2 separate regions of the Homo sapiens genome follow, and region 2 is linked to region 1. The links are chromatin contacts, found by Hi-C or POLR2A ChIA-PET in ENCODE. All regions are on one chromosome and are shown on one strand. The core of a region is the stretch at or near the end of the contact, and the rest is flanking DNA. Distances in the headings are between cores, read along the strand shown.

Evidence for each region. A loop is a pair of places that touch in the nucleus more often than their neighbours do. ChIA-PET counts read pairs that join two places held with the same protein, here RNA polymerase II (POLR2A). Pooled maps may share reads with other maps.
Region 2: a loop to region 1 is called in a pooled map, with 5 times the contacts of the local background. The contact joins two enhancer-like sites. A Hi-C loop is called at or near these places in 1 of 37 single-sample maps with no recorded cell type and 1 of 50 pooled maps. POLR2A ChIA-PET finds 5 or more read pairs at or near these places in 1 of 52 experiments (T-cell).

Annotation. Positions count from the first base shown.
Region 1 is chr12:1,551,987-1,556,739 of GRCh38, forward strand. No RefSeq gene overlaps it. Among named protein-coding and RNA genes, the nearest start is that of FBXL14, 40 kb to the right of the region's middle. RefSeq lists enhancers at 2,282-2,351, 2,412-2,471, 2,752-2,851. Within about 2 kb of position 2,590, at least 2 of the 41 ENCODE cell types and tissues checked have a DNase peak (open chromatin) inside an H3K27ac peak, as active enhancers do.
Region 2 is chr12:2,333,885-2,338,578 of GRCh38, forward strand. All of the region lies in intron 3 of CACNA1C (calcium voltage-gated channel subunit alpha1 C), which reads left to right. Among named protein-coding and RNA genes, the nearest start is that of CACNA1C-IT3, 66 kb to the left of the region's middle. RefSeq lists an enhancer at 3,578-4,078. Within about 2 kb of position 2,612, at least 15 of the 41 ENCODE cell types and tissues checked have a DNase peak (open chromatin) inside an H3K27ac peak, as active enhancers do.

The DNA of each region.
Region 1 (4,753 bases), core at 1,340-3,839:
GGTGCAGTGAGACGGCAGAGTGTCACGGATGTAAAAGATTATTGCAGAGGAAGATGTAAGACTTGTCACTGAATTAGACCTGGGAGGTGACTGTGGCTTTGAGTCTGGCTGACTGGCAGCACATAGCTGTAGCAGTTGTGTAAACAACTAAGTTAGGGGCTGGATGGAGGGGAGGGTGGATGGAGCCATTTTTGGACCTGCTGACTTTGAGGTGGCTAGTCTATCCAAGCAGTTATAAATGTGGCACTGGAACTTCTTTCAAGAAGTTTGGCAAAGAATAGAAATTGGGCAGTAATTGGAGGGAGCAGCAGTGTCAAAGGAAACATGGAGACAGGTTGGCAAGGGCCTAAGATGTGCGAGAGAGGAGGGTGATTCATGGGGCAAGATCCCAGCAGTTGCAAGAGGGGAAGGGATTGAGAGTAAGGTGACAGAGTTAGCCTGGAATTACTCATGCTATGTGGGTAGATGACAGGTAGCCAGCCCCTTGCTCTTCATGTAGGCTGAGGTGCTCATTAGCCCTTCCATTCTCCGTCCTTTTCACCCCCCAGTTGTCTGGTCCCTCTCTCCTTGCATCTGAGTGTGCTTTCCTGCTAGGCCATCCTGGCTTGCACATCGTGCTCTGCCATGGTTCCTCCTCTCCATTCCAGTGTCCCCCAAGGGAACGGTTTCCTCTGCCGTGAAGCAGAGGCCATTCTCCTTACGGCCTCCTGATCCCTGTCTCAGCCTTTCTCGGTGCCCAAAGAATTTCTGTGAAGCTGTCTCATGCTTTCCAAACTTTCTTAACTTAACTAGATCCTTTTCTTCTTCCAATCAGAATCTTTCAACCAGTCTGCCTTCCTCTCAGGCCTTTTCTTTCTCCTGCTTTCTGTGTTCTTCTCCCATTCGTGGCCCTCCGGCCCCCTGTGGACCCTTCGTCATCATCACATCCCTTCGTAAAGTCATGCCCATTTCCAGTTTTGAGGACTTCTCGGAATAAATGTTAGTATATCTAAAACTCAATTATGTTTTGGTTACTCACGTTCCAGCCCAGTGACTTATACTCAAGCCATAAAGCAGTGGATTTTAATGGCTGAAAGGTCAGCTGGAAATCATCTAATCCTGCGCTTCCCAACATCTGTTCTTCCTGAGAGGTTAATAGGCACTTGGAGGAAAAAAAGGTTGTGTGATCAAGTAAGTTTGAGAAATGCTGGTTTCCACCAAATTAAACACATTTTTTTAAAACCACAGAGGTTTAATGTGTTCATATGCCGTGTGACTCCCTCAGGAGCAGGAGGGAGTGTATCCCATGCTTATTTGTGGAACCCTTCGTCAGAGGGCACCATCGATCTGTCCTCTGCCACGTTTAGTGGACGAGCACACTCGCACACCCTGAGCGTCTGATGTCAGTCACTGAGGTTGCTCATCTTAGATAGGCTCTGGGGACTGTTTTGTAGCTCCAGCAGGAGCCATTGTGACAGTGCCAGTTGCTGTGATGTTTGTGAATCTTTAACCATGCGTTTAGCAAAAGTTTTGGCTCTGCTGTGAACTGGTGCCAAGGGAAAACTGCTCTGAACTTTCCCAAATGAAAAATAAGAATTAGACAGGCAATCTGGTGAGACCATAGCCAGTGACACGCCTTTTACTAAGGAACACCGAGCAGCGCACTGTGGCCCCAGGAGGAAGCTGGACTCTCACTCCTGAGCCGGGAGTTCCAAGCCCTTCCGATTCAATTCCATTTCCCACATCTCTCCTGGATGAGCCCGGCATCACGGCCGGTCAGAGCCGCCTGCTGTTTTCCTGAGCATGACGTCCGAAGAGCCACACTTGTGGTCCTCGTGATGCCTTGCTGCTGTTGGCAGTGCCCTTTTGCAGCTACAAGCCTGGGGGACGACCACGTTTACTCAAGATTCACACCTCCCAGCCTCTCCAAGCAGGCTGCTTTCTCCTCAGAGCTCCCAAAGACACCTCTACACAAAAATTCCGATTTAAAACCTAGTGCGTTCCTTTAACTATTTGGTTTTAGTTTGTCCTCCTCAGTGGACCCCCATCTTTGAGGGCAGAAACCCCCTTCCATACACCACTGTGCCCGTGGCCCTGCCCTCATGAAGGGCTCGGCCTGGAGCAGGTGTGGGCAAATTTTGTGCGATGAATGAGTCCTCCCTGGTGAGGCTGACTGGCCAGCAGATGCTGCAGGAGAGCTACCCATGTGGGAGGTTCCTGGAAGCCTTTCAGAGACAAATGGCATTTGAGAAGGACTTGGAGGAAACCCCTGAACTGGCAAGCGAGAGAGGGAAAAACCCTTCCAGGTGAAGGTCGAGTGGAAAGGTAGATAGAGGTGTGGCAGGGAATAAAGGAACAGAGATGGTAGGAGAGATTCCATCCTGGGCAGAGCAGAGAAGCCAGGTGGGGCAGAGGAGCGAAGGAGACCAGCGATCGGGCAGGAGAAAGAGTGGAAGGAAGGTCTTGAAGGAGAAGTGCCAGGAGGTGGACAGGGCCATGCAGCTGCAGGGGCACAGTTCCCATACGACCTCCAGCTGCCCAGTGGTTTTCTGGCAGTCCCTCAGCCAGATGTTTGTATAGTACCCAGGCCAGGTGCTGCCTGGCTCTCAAACATTTGAATAACTGAAACCATCTCAGAGGAGGTTGTATTTTTAGCCAGGGGCTGTGGTAGGCAATAGTTCCAGTCGTCCTGGCTACTAGAGTGGCAGGGAGGCTCTGGTGTCTGAGTAGGCGTTGGATTCTCATTCTGACTTGCCTCTGACAGGCTGAGATGCTGGGAAAGCCCCTCGATCCTTCCAGATCACCTGCCTGAGTGGTGGGGGGGCAGGGGTTGCAGTCTGAGTTTGGTCTCTTTCTGAGGGGGCAATGGTAGAAGTTTCCCTTATGTGGCAATGGGAGGGAAGGGGCCGGTTGGGAGAATCCTTATTTCTCCTTGATGATGGGCATTGGTTCTTAACCCACGGGAACAATTTATCAGCTTCATTGATCCCTAATGGTTCAGGGTAAAACCTGCTACACAAGGTCACAGTCCAAAAAGGACCCATGTCTTTTTTTTTTTTTTTTTTTGAGACGGAGTCTCTCTCTTGTCACCCAGGCTGGAATGCAGTGGTGCGATCTCAGCTCACTGCAACCTCCGCCTCTCTGGTTCAAGCGATTCTCCTGCTTCAGACTCCTGAGTAGCTGGGATTACAGGCACCTACCATCACGCCTGGCTAAGTTTTGTATTTTTACTAGATATGGGGTTTCACCATGCTGGCCAGGCTGGTCTTGAACTTCTGACCTCAGGTGATCCACCTGCCTTGGCCTCCCAAAGTGCTGGGATTACAGGCATGAGCCACCACACCCGGCCTCATATGTCTTTTGACCCCTGGGGTGCTGCTAGCTATCAAACTGGGCAGTCAAATGTGGGATGCATTCCTTTCAATGCTGCCTCGTATCTGCTCATTCACTGAGCAGAAGAAGCTTTATGCTCCAACAGGGACTCACGGACAAAGACCAGTTTTTTCAATTATCAGATAGGTTCACAAACATTATTGTTTTTTAAAAATTTATGGTAAAATGTACTTAACAAAATTTTCCATTTCAACCATTTTTAAGTGTACAGTTCTGTGGCATTGGGCACATTCACACTGCTGTGTAATCATCACCACGTCCATCTCCAAAACTTTTCCATCTTCCCCAACTGAAATTCTGTTCAGAATTAACACTATTGTTTAATTAACATAAAACAATAACTTCCCATCCTTCCTGCCTTCCAGCCCCTGACAACCACTTCTTTCTGTCTGCTTCTACTTTCCTGCGTATGTATGTATGTATTTATTTTTGAGACAGGGTCTTGCTCTGTTACCCAAGTTGGAGTGCAGTGGTGCAACCACAGCTCACTGCAGGCTCAAACTTCTGGGCTTAAGCAGTCCTCCCACCTCAGCCTCCTAAGTAGCTGGGACTACAGGTGTGTGCCACCACACTCTGCTAATTTTTTAGTTTTTATTTTTTGTATAGACAGGGTCTCACCATGTTGACCAGGCTGGTCTCAAACTCCTGGGCTCAAGTGATCCTCCCACCTCAGCCTCCCGAAGTGCTGGATTACAGGCGCGAGCCACCACATCGGGACCTACTTTCTATCTATGAGTTTATCTATTATAAATACCTCTTAGAAGTGGAATTATAAAATATGTCCTTTTGTGTCTGGCTTATTTTGCTTAGCATCTATGTTTCATCCATGGATGAAACTTTTTTTTTTTTGAGACGGAATCTTGCTCTGTCGCCCAGGCTGGAGTCCAGTGGCGCAATCTCGGCTCACTGCAAGCTCTGCTTCCCGGGTTCACGTCATTCTCCTGCCTCAGCCTCCCAAGTAGCTGGGACTACAGGTGCCTGCCCCCACGCCTGGCTAATTTTTTGTATTTTTAGTAGAGACGGGGTTTCACCGTGTTAGTCAGGATGGTCTCGATCTCCTGACCTTGTGATCCACCCGCCTCAGCCTCCCAAAGTGCTGGGATTACAGGCGTGAGCCACCTCGCCTGGCCCATGGATGAAACTTAGCAATATTTCATCCATGTCGTAGCATGCATCAGAATTTCCTTCCTTTTTTAAGGCTGAATAATATTCCATTGCATGTGTATACAACATTTTGTTTATCCCCCAATAGAATATTACTTTTTTATTTTTTAACTTCAATTTTTATTTGTAGTTGACAAATAACAATTGTAAATTTACAGGGTACAATGTGATGTTTCGATATATGTATACCTTGTGGAATGATTATATCAAGCTGACA
Region 2 (4,694 bases), core at 1,362-3,861, 780 kb after region 1:
TCCCTTAGGAAAGGAAACTGAGGCTCAGGGAAATCAAGTTACTTGCCTCCCGTCATTGGTGACTAGGTCAGTCTTCTAACTTCCTCTTTATCCCTTCTTACTCCTTCTGCAAACAGTACGATGCTGGGCAGAGTGGAAGATCCCTTATTGTCTCACCCTGGGGCAAGGAGATGGGCTAGATCATTCCTAATGCTGCTTCCTGCCTCAGAAGATGAATTTGCCTACAAGAGGTGGGCCCTCCATGCTTATAAATCCTTCTCCTTCAGGTTACCCCCACCTAGTGAAAAAGATTTACACAAGGCAGAAAGTGGGTGGAAGCCATTTGGCCACTCATGATGTCTTATTCTAGAGGAGGCCCCCTGAAGTGAAGGTGCCACAGCATTACTGCAGTTCAGCAGACATTTACCAGCATATGCCAGTCACTCTACTGGAACTGAGGAGAGAGAAAGCCAGGGAAAAGGTTGCCATGGGTTGAGTCAAAAGAACTCATTCTAGGCTCAAAAGGACAGGAGCGCTGGTTCATTAGGATGCTCAACTTCCAACTAGCAGACTGGGCACATGTCCTAGAGAGGAATTGTGCTGTAGTGAGGCGAAGTGGGCTTGGATGTCTGGCAAGTCATGGTTCAGATACTGACTCCAGCCAGGCACGGTGGTTCACGCCCATAGTCCCAGTGACTCAGGATGCCAAGACAGTAGGATTTCTTGAGGCCAGGACTTTGAGACCGGCCTGGACTACATAGTGAGGCCCCGTTTCTACAAAATAATATTTTTTTCAATGTTGACTTTATTTCTTAGCTGTGTGACTTCCAGCAAATTCTTTAACTTCATTGAAACTCAGTTTTTTCAGCTATAAAATTAAGAGAATAAATAAACTGTCCCATTGTATGATGCAAGGATTAAATGAGATGACAGCAACTAAAGGCCTGCCACCATCAACTCTTGGCAATTTATTTCCCTCCTAAATTAGATAGAAATGTCATGGTTTGGGGTTTCCATTGTGTGTTCAAGAAAGATAAGACCGTAACGCCTTTCTTAAATGTCTAAGCTTCATTATCAGAGCTTCTTGCACGTTCTCTTTAAGCTTTTCCCCCATAGACCTATCCAATGGCCCCAGGCTGAGGCACCCATTCCAGGGACTCCCACGCCTGCTTCCAAGCTAGCAGTGGCCTCTCATGAGCCTCAACCCTATTCTGAGATGCTCTGGGTTTGGAGGTTCTAGTATCTCAGCCACACATAGTGCCATTTTACCTTGTCCCAGCTGGCCAAAGTGTGACTGTGATCCCCTGTCTTCCCCCTCACTCACCCGGCAGCCTCATCTTGGCTGCTGGCGATTTTAGGCTGGGTTCCACAAGTGGCCCCAGTGATTTATGATCCATAACTCAGTGGTCTCTTCCGCCATGCCTGCAGGCTCCCACCTTCCGGAAGTCACTGGAATTTAAAACACCATGAAAACAAACATCTGTGATTTACGATGTCAAGAGCCATTTCCTTCCTCTTGAGACAATCTCCAGGGTGATTTTCTTTAGGTCATCTGCTCTGTAGAGCATATTAGTTAAAAAAAAAAAACCTTAAACATAATGTAGAAAGATGTGCAGGTATGGAAGACAGAATGGCAGCACCTTTCCACGGGTGGCAGCCATCAGACAGAGCAGGACATGCACAGCGTGGCTCCCTCCTGTCCCTGGAAGGCAGGTCTGCTCTGTTCTCTTCTTTCACATGTGTCTACTCCCAGCCTTTCCAGGTGCAGGACAGGGCAAGCATCAGAAACACTGGGTGAGGGACCGGCCCTCCCTTTGAGTGCTTCCTCCCTGCACATCTGAGTCCCATCTGTAGACCCAGAGTGAGGACATCTGCCCAACCTCCCTGCAGGCTGTTGTGAGGTCAGCAGAGGCCCAGAAGCCATGGTAACTTCTATAGGAGAGACGCAGGATGAAGAAAGTTGTTGTGACTTTTGCCCAGAATTGTCAAGAATACTTCAAGTGGTATAGATGTTTTTCCCAAAAAAAAGTAAGGCTGAAAAAAATCAAGGCTGATCCTAAGGCTGTTCAAGTACAAACAGTTTGCAAGTAATGGAAAAAGCTATAAAATTTTAATATAGGGAGACCTCAAAGCCTTGAAAGGAAATATAAAACAACTCCAAAAAAAAAAAAAAAAAACAAACCCTAAGCATCCTCTTTGTTCCTCAGTGAAAATTTCCTTACTATTTTAAGCCACATTGATTCCCAAGAGAGAAACTGGCAAAGCATGGATGGAGAAGCTTCATTTCCCTACCACTGCTGTGAAAATACCCTATGCTAATTTAAGGATATAGAATTTTCTAATAAAAACAACCAGAGTGCACTAGGCACGATTATTCCAACCTATCTTTCTATTGTATTGGTCCATCTACTTTGCCGATTTCCAAAGGAATTAGAGACGGCTTTATTACATTTAAGATAATATGAAAGAAGACAAGTATAGCCCCTCTTTGATTTTTATGTTACACATTGGGCAGTAGGTTTTTAAAGAGCCGTGTTTGACTCTGTCCTATTTTGGGGCCCAGGTACATGATTCCTATTTTTAGCAACTCTCTGGTATTGTGAATCTGAGATTTCAACCACCAGTGAGTCAGAAGGTCTGGCTGCCCAGAGATATGTGACTCAGACAGGCAGGAATAGTCTGTTCACCATGAGATGAGGGCTTAAAGGGGAGCTTTTGTGCTTAGTGAAACACGCAAATGAAAACAACCGTTTAAATAGGAACCTATTGCCCTTCCGGAAGGCTCTTTGCCTGTCCCCGAAAATTCTCAGCTCACACCCAGGGAAGAGCTGGTGCTGCTAGCTGGGAAATGAGGCCAACCCCCTGGCTACTTCCTCCTCTTTAGGGGCCCTCTAAGGCATCTGGGCGGAGGTTTCTGGGTGGCTTCAGCCTTCAGAATTAACACAACAGCCTCCTGATGGGCAGCAGTGGTGGGAGAAAGGAGCGAGTGGAGTGCCATGTCGGGCAGGGTTGGGACACAGGATGAGATACTACTCTTTTAAGAGTAAGACACCGCAAGAAAAGGTGGCTTCCCCTGGAAAGGTGGGAAGCAACAGATTGGTGTTTTCTTGATTAGAAATGCTATGGAATTCATTCATCCATTCACCATCCATCCATCCATCCAAACAACCAATGCATATGGGAAGCTGGCTACGTCCTCGGTCCTTTGCTAGGTACTAGGGGACTGGTTTCCATCCTCGAGAAGCCCACAGGCTTGTGGGAGGAAGATAAGCAGGTAGAGAGGCAGCCTGGCTGCAATGCCCTTCCAAGACCAAGGTTTTGGGATTCCAAGTTTCTGAGGTGTTCTGCATGGTCAGTAGTCCCTGAGAGGCCCTTCCCCTGTAGAACTGAGTGAGCATTCAGGGTAAACCTGGCTAAACACAGACTAGCCAGGACCATTGTTTCTGGCCGTATGAACACCCTCCTTTTCCTTTCCTCCAGACTTAGACTCCTTTTGGAGCCAAGCACCCCAAGACTGTAGGCCTTCTCTGGGCGTGAGCCTGAGGGTCACAGTGCTCACCAGCCCTCCAGCCTCGCCACAGTGAAGATGCTTATCATGGAGGCTGGGATAGTTGTGTTTTTCGCTGGTGTTTAGATGTTCCAGTGTTCCATGAAAGCTCCTGAATCTCTTCCCTAAATAACAAAGTCCTGTTTGGTATTTGGTGAAATGTTTGGAGTGCCGTGTTCAACCAAGCTGAACTAAGCTGCTGACAAAATACTGTCTCAGCCCTTTAATAATAATAGCTAACATTTGTATAGCACTCTACAGTTTAACAAAGCACTTTAAATGCACCCAGCCCCTTTGAGATGCGAGGGCAGAGTTATCATGTGCGTTTCACTCAGGAAAAGTGGGCTGCCCAGAGGAACTGAGTAACACCCTCCAGGACCCACCACTGGGGAGGCCAGAAGCTGGCCCTCCTGAACCAGGCACTTTGCCCTTGGCCACCTTCTCTGAAGCCTGTGGTGACCACGCCTCCTCCTCTGACTTCAGGTTTGGTCTTTGCCTCTGGTCTCAGCCCCCTGTAGTATCCCACAGGCAGCCCCCAGGCAGATCTCCTTAATTGTCCCCTTTCTCTGCTTCAGCACCTGGAATGACTGTCCCAGGATTAAGTCCACACTTCCAGCCTGGAATCCCCTCTCTGCACAGCCTGGTCCTATCCCAGGACCCTACACTCCCCCTCACTACCCCCAGCATGCCTTTCCTACAGCCAGGCAGGACTTGGCAGGAGCATGCCACGCCAACTTTAGACCCCAGTGCTGGCTACATGGGGGGAGGAGAGGGCAACTCGTTTTTTAACTATTGACCCCTCCTTGATGTCTGGCAAGGGGCTAATTAGCAGCAAACGTCTTCTGAATCAGTAAGTCAGAGAATCGGTAAATGAAGAAAACGGACATCTGTATAGGCATAATAGCATCCCCATGCAGTCCATAGCAAGAAGAGACCCCAGGGTGGGCGCCTTGTGCACAAGGGTCTGTCTGAGATAGATGCCAAGGCCAATGGACACATGCCGTCCACAGGTCCTGGCTGTGTGGCTCAGGATGCACTGGAGCCAAAAGTGGCTGCATACCAGAAATGTCCCCCCACCCCCACCCCCATGAAGCTGATACAGCTGGAACCATGGTCCCCCTCCCTCCAGTCAGTGACACTGACCACCGGTGGCTCATCTCAGCTGTTC